2 separate regions of the Homo sapiens genome follow, and region 1 is linked to region 2. The links are chromatin loops, found by intact Hi-C in ENCODE. Cell type or tissue: prostate gland. All regions are shown on one strand. Region 1 overlaps CAPZB (capping actin protein of muscle Z-line subunit beta). Region 2 holds the start of LOC105376819 (a long non-coding RNA gene).

The links. A loop is a pair of places that touch in the nucleus more often than their neighbours do. Peaks named below come from ENCODE experiments on the same cell type or tissue, not always from the same donor. Only the 100,000 strongest peaks of a DNase experiment are listed, where the experiment ranks them.
Region 1: a loop joins it to region 2, with 2.2 times the contacts of the local background. A loop is called at or near these places in 56 of 110 quality-filtered maps.

The regions. Positions count from the first base shown.
Region 1 is chr1:19,382,136-19,390,135 of GRCh38, reverse strand. It overlaps CAPZB (capping actin protein of muscle Z-line subunit beta), which reads left to right. Exons shown (of 9, transcript NM_004930.5): 3 at 4,510-4,631. Among named protein-coding and RNA genes, the nearest start is that of SLC66A1, 74 kb to the right of the region's middle. In prostate gland, no CTCF peak of the experiment used is centred here; DNase peaks (open chromatin) are centred at 4,055 and 5,842; H3K27ac peaks cover 4,763 bases.
Region 2 is chr1:19,493,033-19,501,032 of GRCh38, reverse strand. LOC105376819 (a long non-coding RNA gene) reads right to left here and starts at 812. Exons shown (of 4, transcript XR_947020.3): 1 at 670-812. In prostate gland, no CTCF peak of the experiment used is centred here; no DNase peak of the experiment used is centred here.

The DNA of each region.
Region 1 (8,000 bases), 110 kb after region 2:
GATTACAGAGATACACTGCCTTCATTCTGGTTCTGTAATATGGCCTCAGACCACAGGATTAATATCCACTTACATGGAATCAGCATGCATTGACTGATCCCTGCTGCAGCGGGCGTGATGCTGCGCTGAGGCTGGAGGGCCTGTCTTGGCCTCTGTAGGTGTGGAGTCAATTCACAATGAAAAATGCTAAGTGGTGAGGAAGGAGTAAGGTGAAAGTCATTGGCAGTATTAGAACAGCCATCCCCAAAGCATTTAGGATTCAGTTGATATTAGTGTTACTGCAGGAATTCTGAAGAATTTGACATCTTGATAAAGAAGTTGGAGTTTGGGCCAGGCCCTGAAGGATCAGTAAGATTTAAGAGAGCAGTGGGGATTGGCTGTCAGATTTAGCAAATAAAAATACATGGCCTGGCCAGGCGCAGTGGCTCACACCTGTAATCCTAGCACTTTGGGTGGCCGAGGTGGGTGGATCATGAGGTTAGGAGATAGAGACCATCCTGGCTAACGTGGTGAAACCCCATCTTTACTAAAAATAGAAAAATTAGCTGGGCGTGGTGGCACACACCTGTAATCCCAGCTACTCGGGAGGCTGAGGCAGGAGAATGGCATGAACCTGGGAGGCGGAGCTTGCAGTGAGCCGAGATCGCGCCACTGCACTCCAGCCTGGGTGACAGAGCTGGACTCCATCTCATTGAGAAAAAAAAAACACACGACCCATGTAACCTTTAGGAAGTAGTCATACTAAAATGTTATTCATTGTGTATCTGAAATTCAGACTGAACTGGCCTCCCTCTGTTTTATCCAGCAACCCTCAATGGGGAAGATGTTTAAGTGGGGGAATGCACGTGCATGTTCAGGGAGTGGTGAATGGGACCGTGTGGTTGTTTGAGGAGTTTCGGGCAGAGGTGGAGGGACGGCGTGGGTATGAGACGGGATCAGTGATGGTGCCAGGTCGTGACTAATGCACCTTTGGGCAGCTGCTGTGGTCCAAGTCTGTGGGCACACCATGTATTATTCCACATTTCTCATTCCCCATGACAACGAAAATGTTATTATTCCAGAGCAGATTATCTTTGATCAAAAGAAACAGCGCTGATGGAAATATGGCCAAAACTATGGCCCAGCTTAAGAGTTGATCCAAAAGGCAAAAATGGTGCCTGCTTGGGTGGAGTCCGTTGGCCATATCAAGTCCCAGAGGCTTTTCACTGTAGGACAAGCAGTGCCAGTTTTTGAGTTCCAGTTTAAATGTATGTTTTTCTGGGGTTGGTTAGTACCTGGCATACTGGCTTTCAGAAGTCCCATCACAGATCTTCAAGGGTGGTCTGTCTCCGTGCAGCTCATCTACTGTGTTTGACAAATGAACAGTCTTGGGCTTTGCCTAAGGTTCCGTGGCCAGCTCACAGCAGAGCAGAGGCTAGAACCCAGGTCTCTTAGTTCTCACTCTTTCCACCAATGCTGTGGCTCCTTGAGGTCATATGTTAATAAAAAATGCCAGGGCTTTCATGACAGCTCCGGTTCTCTTTGTTCAGTGCTTTCCCACCATACCATGGTTCATATCTGAGAGTGCTGGGTTGGAACCACACAGGAAACTTGTCATCAGCATCCATTCAGATTTAGTTCTGGACAAGTGCTTTTGCTAAAGATTCCTATTACCTGCCAATTTATTAATTTTAAAGTAAAGTTGATTGGAGTTTGGGAGGCTCCGTGTTGTAAAACTCCTCCTTTCCTCCCTCTTTCCCTCCTTTCTTTCCTTCCTCCCAAATATATTAAGCATTTGCTGTGTGTCAGGCACAGCCACAGGCACTGAGAATCCTGCAGTGAGTAAGATCGAAGTCCTTGCCCCAGTAAAACTTACATTCTAGTGAGGGATACAGATAACTGATCAATGAAAAAATACTCCACCTGGTGTTAAGTGCTAGGAAGAGATTACTCAGATGCTTTCGATTCATAGATGAATCTCTTGGATAGGAGTAGAGTCAAGCCTCTTTTATACCAAACCCTATTTTCTTGTGAGCTTTCCTACGTTGAGGGGACTTAGCTGCAAGCAGTGTGCCTGGCAGGAGAAGGGAAACAGCTGGCTCCAGGTGGAACTGGGGTGAAGCACCGGATCCTCACAGGTACGTTTGTACCCTGTGTCTGAAGCAGCACAGTGAATTCAGGTATGATCCAGGCTATTGTTGCCATCTGAGAGTAACAGGTGACAGATGATATTGTCTAAAGGAAGGGAAAGGAACCTGAACGTGTCAGGCAGTAACATACGTGCATTTCCCTGTGCCAGGCTCTGCCCTGAACACGGAATGCATTGTGTCATGTGGGTCCTCAAAATCACATGGGCATGGGCACCCAGATGGGTTGGTTTTATTATCCCCATTTTACAGGTACGGAAACCAAGTCTTAGTAGAGAAGTAAAATGACTTACCCAGGCCATAAGGCTACTTGTACGCAGCGGAGTCAGGAGGTCTAACTTCAGACCCTGTTTGCTCAGTCTCTACTGTAATTGAGGAAAAATTGAGCTGATGGTGTCAGGACTCCAACCAGAGAGAATGGGTTCCAGGCAAAAGTTGAGGCCCAACAGATAAGCCAAGGCAGCATCCCAGCATTATAAACAGAGATGCTTAGGGACAGGCATGATGTGTTAGGTGAGGTGGCTTCATTGGCTGTGGCAGCACAGCAAGGCCTCTTTCAGGTCCCAGATGGCCTCGGGTGGAAGCTGTTAGACCTTCCTTCCTCAGCCAGGACTTCCTTCCAGTTGAAGGGCTCTGTGGCCACAGCTAAGCAGGGCTGGGGCTAGGAGAGGGCTGTTTGCCACCAGAGGGTGCCTTTAGCATGCACTGTCCTTCCCCTTAGCTGGACATTAAACCAAAGTTAGAGTAGGAGGAGTAGGGACTTTGGACTCATCTGGCCCTGGTTTTGTTTTCTGTCTCCACTGCTTGCTTCTTGTGTGGCCCTTGGGTAACTTTATGGCTCCCGGCCTCAACTCTAATCTGTAAAATGGGGCTTTGCATACCCACTTTGCAGAATGCGTGTGAGCTTTCAAGTCAACAATATGCTCTACCATAGTGCGTGGTGCATGGCAGGCACATGGAAATGGTAAGGTGCATGATATTATCACCAAAACCAACTTTGAAAGTAGCCCCCATTTTTATTATGTTTGTTAGGAAAGGGCAGATACACATGGAGAAAGAATTCTGAAAACAAGCACAGGTACAGGCCAGGCCTGGGGGCTCACACCTGTAAGCCCAGCACATTGTACACAGGGGTTGGTGGTGTATGTCTATCTCTTTGGGTACTGTCCCCTGTATAAGAAACAGATCATCTCACCAAGGCCAGAATTTCTGTGAGTTATGAGGCAGGGTTACAGTCCTTTAGTTGTGCTGGGCGTTGCTTTCCAAGCTGAGTTCTAAAGCACCCTGGAGGGGCAGCAGAGGAGCCCGTGGAGGCTGGGTGGTCCCTGTGGTGGTGGGACTCCCTGTCCCTGCCTGTCTCTTGGATGGTGGCAAGGGCCTTCTGGAAGAACACAGGAACCACTGTCGCTGTCAGCCCGTCTGCTGAGCTGCTCTGCTGGTGTCTTTGCCATACGATGGAATTTTTCCACTGGGAAGGGTTATTGGTGCAACTGGCAGGCACTTTCCTGGTAAACGATATGGTGGAGCCCCCATAAACCCAGGCCCATGAAACAAATAAGTCAGCACATTGAAAATATAGCGTGGAAGTGACTCAGGCCTGAAGGAATCCATTTCTGAAAGTGCTGCCATCCCTTTCTGGGATATTTTGGTAGAAATTGATGTTTGAGTTGGGAGGAGGAGGCCAGTGGCCTGGTTACTTGCAGAGCCTTGTGTCAGAGTCGCAACATTGGCCCAGAGTTTGAGTCCTGCCAGCCCCCGACCGCGGGGTCATCTTTCTTGGTGAGGCGGCCCCCTGGCAGGCCAGCCGGAGGTGAGCCCACTGGGGCTCTGTGCTGTGGGGGAGCCGGGGTGAAGCTCTCTTTGCAGCAGATAGAGTTGACTCTACAAGCCAACTGGTAACACTTGGCTAGGGGCCTGGAAAGTACTGGAGACTCCACCCAGCATAGGAGCCTGTGGGAGTTCCCGGCACGGACGAGTTTTTCTACTCCGAGTTCTTTAGATTCCTGTGTATTTGAAATGTTTACCTTCTTCTCGGGACTTCAGCTTGTACTTTGCCCACCAGAGACCAATACCAAGCACATACACACTTAAATTTACTAGGCCACCCTGGTGACCAGGTAATTAAAGCTGCACACAGTTTTTGGAAGGAAGACTGTATTAGAAATCACGCTCCACTGTAATTCAAGAATGGGTTTCTTTATAGAGGGACACAGTTGGTGTCAGACACATGTGGAAAAGAAAAGAACAGGCCCATAATTTTGTCTCAGTGCCCAGGGCCAGATGTTAAAGGTACTGACCACAATATGGCTGCAGTATTGTTAGCCACCTGAGTTTGGTGTGCTGTTTTAACCTCTGTTTCGACCTTGTCCTTTCTCTCTGCCAGGTCCCCAGTCTATGTGAGGATCTCCTGTCTTCTGTTGACCAGCCACTGAAAATTGCCAGAGACAAGGTGGTGGGAAAGGATTACCTTTTGTGTGACTACAACAGAGATGGGGACTCCTATAGGTGAGCTCATGCCCCGGGGATGCAGCAGGCACAGCAGGCACACGCGGGCTGCCGTAGGTACCTGCTGCAGAGCACGGGGACCTTGGACTTGGGCAGCTGGCAGCCCATTCAGCTTTCCTTCCGTTTGTTCCCTGCCCTCCTCTCCTTTCTTCTCTTGTCCTCCCCATTCTTCTCATCGTTCCATCTGTTATTCCAATCATGCAGCAGACGTTTGAAGAGTGCCACCCACAAGCATGAGAGATAGAGCAGCGGACCAAAGGCCCCCTGCCTTCATGGATCTTCCAGTCTAACGGGAGAGGGATGTTGTTCAAAAACAACTGTTCTATTATAATTGCATTCAGTCCTGCGGAGGGCAGTGTACAGGGTGCGCATATGATGGGGATCCTGAGGGCTGGGAGGGTCTCTGTGGTAAGGGATCTACGAACGCAGCTCTGTCAGATACACAACTCTCCTCTCTCTTTCCGTCACCTCGCCCAAGGCTGTAAATAACTAAGTTGACATTAGTCCCTGCCCTGGGTGTCTGATCACCAGGTCTAGCATAGGAGACACATTGGGTAACTGGTAACTGTATGATGTGATTCATACAGCCAGTGCAAAGTCTGTTCAGGGTGGGACGGTAGCACAGAAGAGGCCATGGTCAACTCCAGGAGGACTTCCTGAAGGAGGTGATGTCTGAGCTGGGTTTTAAGGGCATGTAGGAGTTATACCTCTATTTTTTAAGAGTGGGAATCCTTAAACTGGCCCAGTGTTTCCATGATGAATTGCAGTAGTCACTGCCTTGGAGAATGGTAGAGGAACACAGCCTGCTTTAGGTTTATTTGGAGACCACAGAACCAGGGTTGTCTTGAAGCTTCACCCTGATGCTCTCTTTGGAGATGGGGCAAGGCTTCTGGGAAGTCAAAGCAGGAAAAATGATCAGGAGTCAGCCAGTGTGGGCTTCAAACCAGCACAGCTCCCTGTGTCAATGGGACTTTGACAAATCACTTATTGTCGCTGGTCTTTTAGTTTTGTCATCTGTAAAACGGAAATAGTAGTGTTTCTTTACTCAACAGAATGCTTCCTGAAGAAAATAAAGAGGACAGTGGGAGGGAGGGAGAGGACGGGCAGGCAGGGAAGGCTCTCCCACAAGTGGGAACTGGAGGATGAAAAGGTCCAGGTCTGGGGAAGAGCCTGCTGGGTGCTGAGGCCCTGGGTGATGAGCTCACCAGGATGGAGCTGGCAGAAGGCCAGAGGTGGAGAAGGCAGTGAGGGGAGGGCAGTGGGGGCGGAGATGAGGGAGGAGGCATGGCCAGGGCAGGTCTGGCAGGGTCTTGAAGGCCAGGCTGAGGGTAATAAAAGTTAGCACAGGGTTATTTATTGGGGGGATAAAAGAAGTAACACACGTGAAATGTTGAATGGCACAGACATTGTCATATACTTAAAAAGTTTAATACTGACTTATAAGAGACTAGACAACAGTTTTATAATCATGTCCCTTTCCTGGCTTTAAATGGAAATTAGGTAGAGATTATATTTTGCCCTCCTTCAGACCACAGACTAGAGTTGAAATGGTGAGAAGTGGTGAGATTTGAGGTCACTTTTAAAAGTAGAGCCAGCGGCCTCTGCAGGTAGGTGGGGATGGAAGAAGAGGAGGTGGGGTGTGAAGGGTGATTACAAGGCTTCGGACCTGAGCCACTGTTGATTGAGGTGAGGAGGACTCGGGGAGGAGCAGGCATAGGGACACTTTAAGCTTGAGAGGCCCATTAGATCAAAGTGGAGATACCAGGTAGGCTGTGGATGTACCATGTGGAGTTCCAGGAGAGAGGTTTAGGCTGGGGATGTGGCTGCAGATGTCCCAGCATATAGATGGTGATACAGCCCTGAGGCCGATCAAATTCATCCTTGAAGGGCTCATTCTGTGCCTGGAACTGCTGGTCACAGCATGGCGTCCAGGTGCTGTCCTTGGGAGCATCTTGCTCTGTCGCCCAGGCTGTAGTGCAGTGATGCGAACATGGCCCCCTGCACAAGACCATAGGCATGTATCACCATGCCCAGCTAATTTTTTTTTTTTTTTTTTTTGAGACAGAGTCTCACTCTGTTGTCCAGGTTGGAGTGCAGTGGCACGATCTCAGCTCACTGCAACCTCTGTCTCCTGGGTTCAAGCAGATTCTCCTGCCTCAGCCTCCCAAGTAGCTGGGATTACGGGTGTACGCCATCGCTCCCAGCTAGTCTTTGTATTTTCAGTGCAGACAGGGTTTCACCACGTTGGCCAGGCTGGTCTTGAACTCCTGACCTCAAATGATCCTCCTGCCTTGGCTTCCCAAAATGTCAGGATTATAGGCATGAGCCACTGCGCCCAGCCCCAGCTAATTTTTTTGACTTTTTCTCTCTCCTTTTTTTTTTTTTTTTGTAGAGATGGGGGCCTCATTTTGTTGCCCAGGCTGGCCTCGAACTCCTAGGTTCAAGCAGTCCTCCCACTTCAGCTTCCCAAATTGCTAGGATTACAGGTGTGAGCCACATTGCCCAGCCAGGGAGCCACTGATGAAGTGGGTGGACCAGCCCTTAGAGAGAGAAGTCCAGTGAAGATGGTGAGTGGTCTGACAGACCAGGGAGCAGGCAGGGAGAAGTATTCTCGCCCGGCATGCAGTTCAGGGAACGCTTCCTGGAGGAGGTGTTCCTTGAACTGGTCTTGCTTAATCAACATCATTATTATATTTATTATTTCCACCTAAAAACTCCAGTTGACTGTGTAAGGCAGCTGTTCTGCAGGAGCTGGTGGAAGGACGGGATCATGTCTAGGTCCGTGGCTAGGCCAGGCTCTGCGGGAGACTTGGTACCTGCAGCCCTTCCAGGTCACCCCTTTGTCCCCCACCTGCATTCCTGAGGCCCTACCACCAGCTCTGGGGGATCTCAGGCCTTTAGAGAGGAGCCTGGGGTGTGGAGGCAGAAAGTATGTCTTTCTTTCTCCTCTTCTCGATATGAAACTTCAAGGTCTTCTGATTCTGTCCACAGATTTCCATCCTGACTGTGTTTGATGGTTTGCTTAAATAAGATCCTTATGGTGTGACCGTTGCCAGCAGCACCGTTTGAAACCTGTTAGCTGAAACAAAAAGCCTTCTCGGAGGGAAATGAAAGTCCTGACTTTTGAAATCTAGGCATTCCTGTCCATCTGTCTTTTTTCAAATGGCCTCCATTTAAGCTCTTAAGTGTGTTCTGAGTGCCCCTTCCACTAAGAATATTCTGGTTAATGTTATGATATTTCCCTCAGCTACAATTACCCTGGCTTCAGGACTAACAGCTTGAAATGCTATCGTCTGTGAGCCAGTAGAAATGTGAGTTACAGGCTTCTTGCAAATTGCAGGCCCCCAGTCTGCCCGAAAGATGGGCTCT
Region 2 (8,000 bases):
ACTGCAAGCTCTGCCTTCCGGGTTCACGTCATTCTCCCGCCTAGCTGGGACTACAGGCGCCCGCCACCAGGCCCAGCTAATTTTTTTTTTTTTTTTTTAAGTAGAAACGGGGTTTCACAGTGTTAGCCAGGATGGTCTCGATCTCCTGACCTCATGATCCGCCCACTTCGGCCTCCCAAAGTGCTGGGATTAGAGGCGTGAGCCACCGCACCTGGCTGGAAATCCTGCTTCGATTTATCATCCCAAACACTTCCTGCTATATTGAAAGCTATCATAGGAGCTCTTCAGACCTGAAGTCGTTGGGGGTAATGCTAGCTGATGGAACAAAGAACTCCCAACTTTGAGTGGCTTACTGCTATGATAAAGGTTTACTTGCCCCCAAAGGCACAGTCTGGTTGGGTGTTTTCAGCGACTACCATGGAAACAGATACAGGCTTCTTCCATCTTGGAGTCCTCCCTTAGGTCCTCTGCATTCAGTTTATTGATGAACAAAGAAAGAGTGTGCGACAGGACACAAGGGCCATTTTATCGCCATGCCTGGAGATGGCACATGTCACTTCCGCCCACATTCCATTAGTTAAAACACAGTCACATGACCATATGACTATGTTTGTGCCCAGAAAGACGAAATGGAAAAGGTAATCATGCAGCTTATTAATGCTAGCATACCTGTATCAGTTGTAGGTAATGTGGGGTAGAGAATGAATGGTCATTAAGGTTAAAGCTCTTGCTGTGCACCGTGGCTCATGCCTGTAATCCCAACACTTCAGGAGGCCGAGGTAGGAGGCTTGCTTGAGTCCAGGAGTTTGAGACCAGCTTGGGCAACATAGGGAGATCCTGTCTCTACAAAAAATTAAAAGATTAGTAGGGTGTGGTGGTGCATGCCTGTCGTCCCAGCTACTCTGGAGGCTGAGGCAGAAGGATTGCTTCAGTCAGGAGGTCAAGGCTGCAGTGAGCTATGTTCATGCCACTGTACTCCAGCCTGGGCAACAGAGCAAGACCCTGTCTCAAAAAAAAAAAAATAGAAAAGATTAAAGCCCAAGAGAACTGCAATGGCAGTTGTCCAAGCAATGGTGTGTGACAGACAGAAATCACTGGCAGTCAGTTTTTCTTGACAGATACAGATTTTAAGCTGAGCCAGATCTTATAGGATCTTAGGTCACATATGTCTGATCCAGTGTGGCAGTTTTAAGCTGCAAAGAGGCAGCAGCTATGAAATAGGCCCTATCACCATTGACATTGCTCTGGGACTCTCTGCTCAATCATCCTAACTCTCTGTGCCCCTCAGTTTCCCCCTTTACATTTTGTTCCCAATCTGCCAAGCCTCAGGCTTGGTGATTCATTTTCCCCACTTATAGTCTCACTTTACACAGCTGGACCAGATACTCAACATCGTTTCTCTGACCTCTGTTTTTCTTTCAGACCATAATCTGGAGTCTTTCTGACTATAATGCCATTGATTGCCTTACTGATTGCTTCAGATAAATAGGTCATCAGGTCTAGTCTGGTCTTGGGAGTTAAGAATCTCAACAAAGGTCCTTTTATGCTATACACTCCATTTTTTCACTTAAACAAAAATATTAAGCTGATATGTATGTTTATTTACTTGGAAGGATTGAAACTTATAGACAGAATGCCTTTTCTTATAAAAAATTTAATGTCCTGTGTATGTTTAAATAATGCTTTACATAGCTCTGAAATCTTTTTCTTAAATGGTATCTTTGGAAGGGCAGAATTTTCTTGTTTTCATCAAATCCAATTTATCATTTTTTTCTTTTTTAGTTAGTGCTCTTTGTATCTTAAGAAATCTTTGCCAACTCAATGTTCTGAAGATTTCTCATCTGTTTTCTTTTAGAAGTTTTAGCTCTTCATGTTTATGTCTATGATCCATTGAGTTAATGTTTATCTATGGTGTGAGGTAAGGGTCAAGATTCATTTTTTTCTAAATGGATCTTGGGAGGAGAAGACAGAAGGATCCCTTGAGCCCAGGGGTTCAAAACCAGCACGGGCAACATAGTGAGACCTCGTCTCTATAAAAAATGCAAAAAAAAAAAAAAAAAAAACAATAGGCACTGTGGTGGCTCATGCTTGTAATCCCAGCACATTGGGAGGCCGAGGCGGACAGATTGCTTGAGTCCAGGAGTTTGAGACCAGCCTGGGCAATATGGTGAAACCCTGTCTCTACAAAAAATACAAAAATCAGCCAGGAGTGGTGGCATGCACCTGTAGTCCCAGTGCTACTCAGGGGCTGAGGTGGGAGGTCCGCTTGTGCCCAGGAGGTCGAGGCTGCAGTGAGCCAAGATCACACCACTGAACTCCAGCCTGGGTGACAAAGTGAGATCCTGTCCCAAAAACAAACAAACAAACAAAAATAGCCAGGCATGGTGGAGCACTCCTGTAGTTTCAGCAACTTGGGAGACTGAGGTGGGAGGATTGCTTGAGCCCAGTTGAGGTCAAGGCTGCAGCGAGCTGAGCTCATACCACTGCACTCCAGTCTGGGTGACAGAGCAAGACCCTGTCTCTAAACAAGTAAATAAACAAACAAACAATCTCCAGTTGTCCCAGAATTTTTGTTAAACACTGTTCTTCACCACATTGTTACATTGGTGCCTTTGTCAAAAATTATTTTACTGTATATACATGTGGGTCTATTTTTGGACTATTATGTTCCATTCATGTATGTGTCTATCCTTCTGTCAATGCCACATTGGGTTGATAGCTTTATAGCTACGTCTTGAAGTCAGGTAGTGTAGGCCCTCTAACTTTTTCCCTCTTTTTAAAGATTGTTCTAAATATTCTGGGATTTCCATATACCTTTTTAAAAGATTGTTCTTTTTTAAAGATTGCTCTTTTTTAAAAAAAGATTGTTGTCTCGGCACGGTGGCTCACGCCTGTAATCCCAGCACTTTGGGAGGCCGAGGCAGGTAGATCACGAGGTCAGGAGTTCAAGACCAGCCTGGCCAAGATGATGAAACCCCGTGTCTACTAAAAATACAAAAATTAGCCAGGCGTGGTGGCAGGTGCCTGTAATCCCAGCTACTCGGGAGGCTGAGGCAGAGAATTGCTTGAACCCAGGAGGTGGAGGTTGCAATGAGCCAAGATTGCACCACTGCACTCCAGACTGGGCAACAGAGCGAGACTCCATCCCAAAAAAAAAAAAAAAAAAAAGATTGTTCTACTATCATGGGATTTCCGTATACATTTTAGAATCAGGCCAGGCACAGTGGCTCATACCTGTAATCCCAGCACTCTGGGAGGCTGAGGATTGCTTGAGCCCAAGAGTTCAAGACCAGCCTGGGTAACATAGTGAGACCTCATCTTTACTAAAAATAATTGTAAAAATTAGCCACGTGTGGTGCCATGTGCCTGTAGTCCCAGCTGTTTGGGAGGCTGAGGTGAGACGATTGCTTGAGCCTGGGAGGTCAAGGCTGTAGTGAGCAATGATTGCACCACTGCTCTCCAGCCTGGGTGACAGAGTGAGACACTGACTCAAAAAAAAAAAAAAAAAAAAGAATCAGTTTGTGAGTTTATATACAAAAACTTGCCGGGATTGTGATTTTAATTGCATTGAATTTATGGTACATTTTCAGGAGAATGAACATCTTGATGATATTGAATCTTCCAATCCATAAATAGGGTACATCTTATTGATCTAGATTTTTAATTTATCTTGGCAATGTTTTCTTGTTTTCAGGCCTTGTACATCTTTCATTAAATATATCCTGAGTGGCCGGGCACGGTGGTTCACGCCTGTAATCCCAGCACTTTGGGAGGCCGAGGTGGGCGGATCAACTGAGGTCGGGAGTTCAAGACCAGCCTGACCAACATGGAGAAACCCCGTCTCTACTAAAAATACAAAATTAGCCGGGCATGGTGGCACATGCCTATAATCCCAGCTACTAGGGAGGCTGAGGCAGGAGAAATCATTTGAACCTGGGAGGCGGAGGTTGCGGTGAGCCGAGATCATGCCATTGCACTCCAGCCTGGGCAACAAGAGTGAAACTCCATCTCAAAAAAAAAAAATATATATATATCTATATCTCCTGAGTATTTTATATTTTTTGATATTATTATAAAGATATTTAAATTTATTTTACAATTGTTCATTGCTCTGATCTTTTATTCCAGCCTTTCACTAGATTTTTCTCAAGTCCTACCACTTTATCAGGTCCTATGTCAGTTCTGCATGTAGTTTAGCTTCATTTGGAACACTGCAGTGTCTGACTGGAATGAGAGATGAGGATTTTGGAGAAGTAGAGGATGGCTGAGGTTTGCATCCTGGATGACTGGAGGTTCTCTGGCTCACAATTTGACAGGCTTCATTCATATTGTGCCATATCCCAGGTTCCATGCTAATTGTTAGTGATATGACTCACAGTCCCTGCCTCAAGGAGCCATAGCGCAGTAGGGACCAAGTGAAAAGTGATCTGATAAGGTACACAAAGTAGAAGTTTCCATGGCAACACAGAACAGGGGGTCCCAAACCCAGCTTTTGAGGGGACTGTCAGAGATATTACCAGGATAAGAGGGTGATTATGCTGAATCTAAAGGAAGAGTCAGCATTAGACACATTGTAGAGTCCAGCCCAACCCTGGTGGGTGACTGGCTGGCCAGCTTAATACACTAAACGTGAAGTTTCCCAAATATGCATATAAAAACTCCAACAGCTGGCCTGCATGTGAGAGGCCCTTCCATAACTCTGACCAAGACCCCGTAGATGGTCAGGATACAAATACTTCTGGTCCAGCAGAAGGCAGCTGTGAGTTCTCCCAGGTACCTATTAGAAAAGCAAAAGCAAAAACCCTGAGATGATTGTGTCTAACCTCAGAGTAAAGTATCCTCTTGGCACTGAAGACTTTGGGGATGCATTAAAAAGAAGTGGATTGCTAGTGGTCTGTCCACCTCCCTGCTCCCTGCTACATGTACTTTCAAGATGCTGAAGGCTGGAAAAAGTTGATCTAAGCTGTCTAGCTGAGGCTGCCTCCTCTACAAACCACACAATTTTCTGTCTTCAAAGGAAATCAGCATTTTTTTTTTTTGGCCTGTACTCAGTCCTGCTTAAGGTTTCAATGACTAGAAATTTCTGAGACCACAAATAAGTCTGTTTCATTCACTTGCCAGAGCTTACTCAGGATGCCCGTAATGCCCATCTGTTTCTTTCTTTCCTTCTCTCTACTTTTCAGCAGCCCTTCTCCTTCTTTTGGTAACAGTATCCTGATTTCCCCCATCATCAGGGAAACAGTTTCCCTCCCTGATCATCAGGTCCCCATCTGCCAGCTCCAGGGCTGAGGCCACTGGTAACTGAAGAAATGAACATGGCTGAAATTGCCTAAGGAAAAAGGGCAAAGTTAGAGAAGGAAAGAACCTGCTACCAAATCTCAAGGAACTCCATCGTTTAGTAGGTGTGTGGAGGAGAAGGAGTCTCCAGAGAACCCAGAGAAGGAGCGTAGAGGTAGGATTAAGACTAGGAGAGTCACATGATGTCATGGAAGCCAATGGGAAAGAGTGCTTCAAGGAGGGAGGACGTGGCCAAAGCACCAGAGGCTACTGGGAAGTTACAGGAGGTGAAGTTTGAAAACTGTGCATGTGGCCCGGCAAGGTGGCTCATGCCTGTGATCCCAGCACTATGGGAGGCTGGGAAGGGAGGAGTGCTTCGTGCTTCAGCCCAGGAGTTTGAGACCAGCCCGGGCAACAAAACGAGACCCTGTCTCAAAAAAAAAAAAAAAAAAAAATTTAAAAGAAAGTTGTGCATGTGACCTTCAACATGAAGGTTATGGGTGACCTCAGAGCTATTTCAGTGGAGGAGTTACGTAAGCGAATGGGAGGTTAGGAAGTGGAAGGAGGAAACACAGACAATTCTCCAGCTGGGAAAGGGAGGAGGTGGCGGTAAGCTGGAGAAGATGAGGAATTCACGTAGGTTTCTTTCTTTAAAAAAAAAAAAATCAGAACACTTAGGCATGTTTAAAACCACAGTAATCATTAGTTGAACAATCTGGGGAGAGACAGGATAATTGAAGTGTAAGGTTCTTGAGAAAATAAAATCCCCAAGAGGGAATATTGTTTACAGGATTTCCCAAACTTACTTGGTGAACTGCCCCTCTTCAGGCCGAGTTCATTTTGATTACTGTTCCGCAGAAAGCACCCTGGCCCAAATTAGGTCAGGGGCTGATCTGCAAACCAATTAGCATGGCCAAGGCTATACTTTGACTTTGGTCAATCAGAATCCTCTCTTCTAGAGCTGGGGGTGGGCTGAACCCCACCCAAACTAAATGTCTGAAAATGAGACAGGGTTAAGTTGTAGGAAAGAGACGGTATTCATACCTGGGAGGTACCCCAGCAGTGACCTCGAAGCCAACTGAATGATGGTGCAGATGGCCTTGCCATGTGGTGTTCCCTCCCTCTTGGAACTCTTGGTAACAAAGATTCTTTTTTTTTTTTTTGAGACAGAGTCTCTGTGGTCACCCAGGCTGGAGTGCAGTGGCGTGATCTCAGCTCACTGAAACCTCTGCCTCACAGGTTCAAGCAATTCTCATGCCTCGACCTCCTGAGTAGCTGAGATTACAGGTGCACACCACTACGCTCAGCTAGTTTAAGTATTTTAGTAGAGATGGGGTTTCACCATGTTGGCCAGGCTGGTCTCGAACTCATGACCTCAGGTGATCCGCCCACCTCAGCCTTCCAAAGTTCTGGGATTATAGGCATGAGCCACCATGCCCGGCCGGTAACAAAGATTCTTAAATTGAATCCCATTGAAACTTCAGTATATGGAGTTAGGATGTTCAGGCAATACGGCTAGCTGTAGAATTCAGTGTATTGAGGGGTTAAAATCTGGCTTATTCTAAGGGTTCTCAGGCATTTCTAAAGACACGGTAAAACACCTAAAACCGTGTTAGTAACTTGAGAAGATGCCCAACTTAGGAAACAGGCCCAGACCTGTTAGACGGGAGGTAATTTAGGAGCTAGGCAATCCCCAGCTCCTGGGATAACTGTGCATTTATTAACCCAATTAATAGATGTAATTGAAGAAGGAAAGACAGATGTTGGGCAACTTCTGGGCAATGTCTGCTTTAATGGGTCCTGTATGAGCTGATTTGGCATAGGGTAGAAGGCTGTCTTTCAAGGACCTCAAGGTTGCTGCTTCCTTCCTCAGGTGATGGTATTATATGGCTTGGGGCTTCCCTTCCACCTTGCCTCAATTCAGAAAATGCTTATGGGCACCTACTATGTGTAATTGCCATTCTATGTGCCGGGATGTGGTAGCACTGCCTTTTGCAGCTTACAAAGCCCTTTCCTACCTATGATCTCAATCTGGTGATTCTGAGAACAGATTTTGAGTCAGGAAGACCAAAGTGAGAATAAATCCATCCACGTATTATGTGTGACTTTAGGCAAGTCATTTCATCTAAGACCCAACTTCTTCTATAAATTGGTAATAATAAAAGTTCTGGCCAGGCATGGTGGCTCACACCTATAATCCCAGCACTTTGGGAGGCTGAGGTGGGGGGATCGCTTGAGCCCAGGAGTTTGAGAGCAGCCTGGGCAACATGGCAAAAATCTGTCTCTACAAAAAATATAAAAATTAGCCAGCAGTGGTGGCTCACACCTGTGGTACCAGCTACATAGGTGGCTGAGTTGGGAGGATTGCTTGAGCCTGGGAGGCGGAGGTTGCAGTAAGTCGAGATTGTGCCATTGCATTCCAACCTGAGACCCTGTCTCCAAAAAAAAAAAAAAAAAAAAAAAAAGTTCCTAACTCAAAGGATGGTTGGGAGGAGTCTATAATACACAAAAAGTGCTTAGCACATAGCAAGTACTCATGAAAAAGTAGCTGTATTATTCATTCTTTGTTTATTCACACAATAATCTTATCCTGTTGATACTATTATCTTCATTCACATACCTTCATTGAGCACTGATTATGTTCTAGGTGAACACCTAGGTCCATAATGACCAAAAGAGGACTCAGATGCAGAAGAACAAGGGTCCCAGAACTAAGCCTTCAG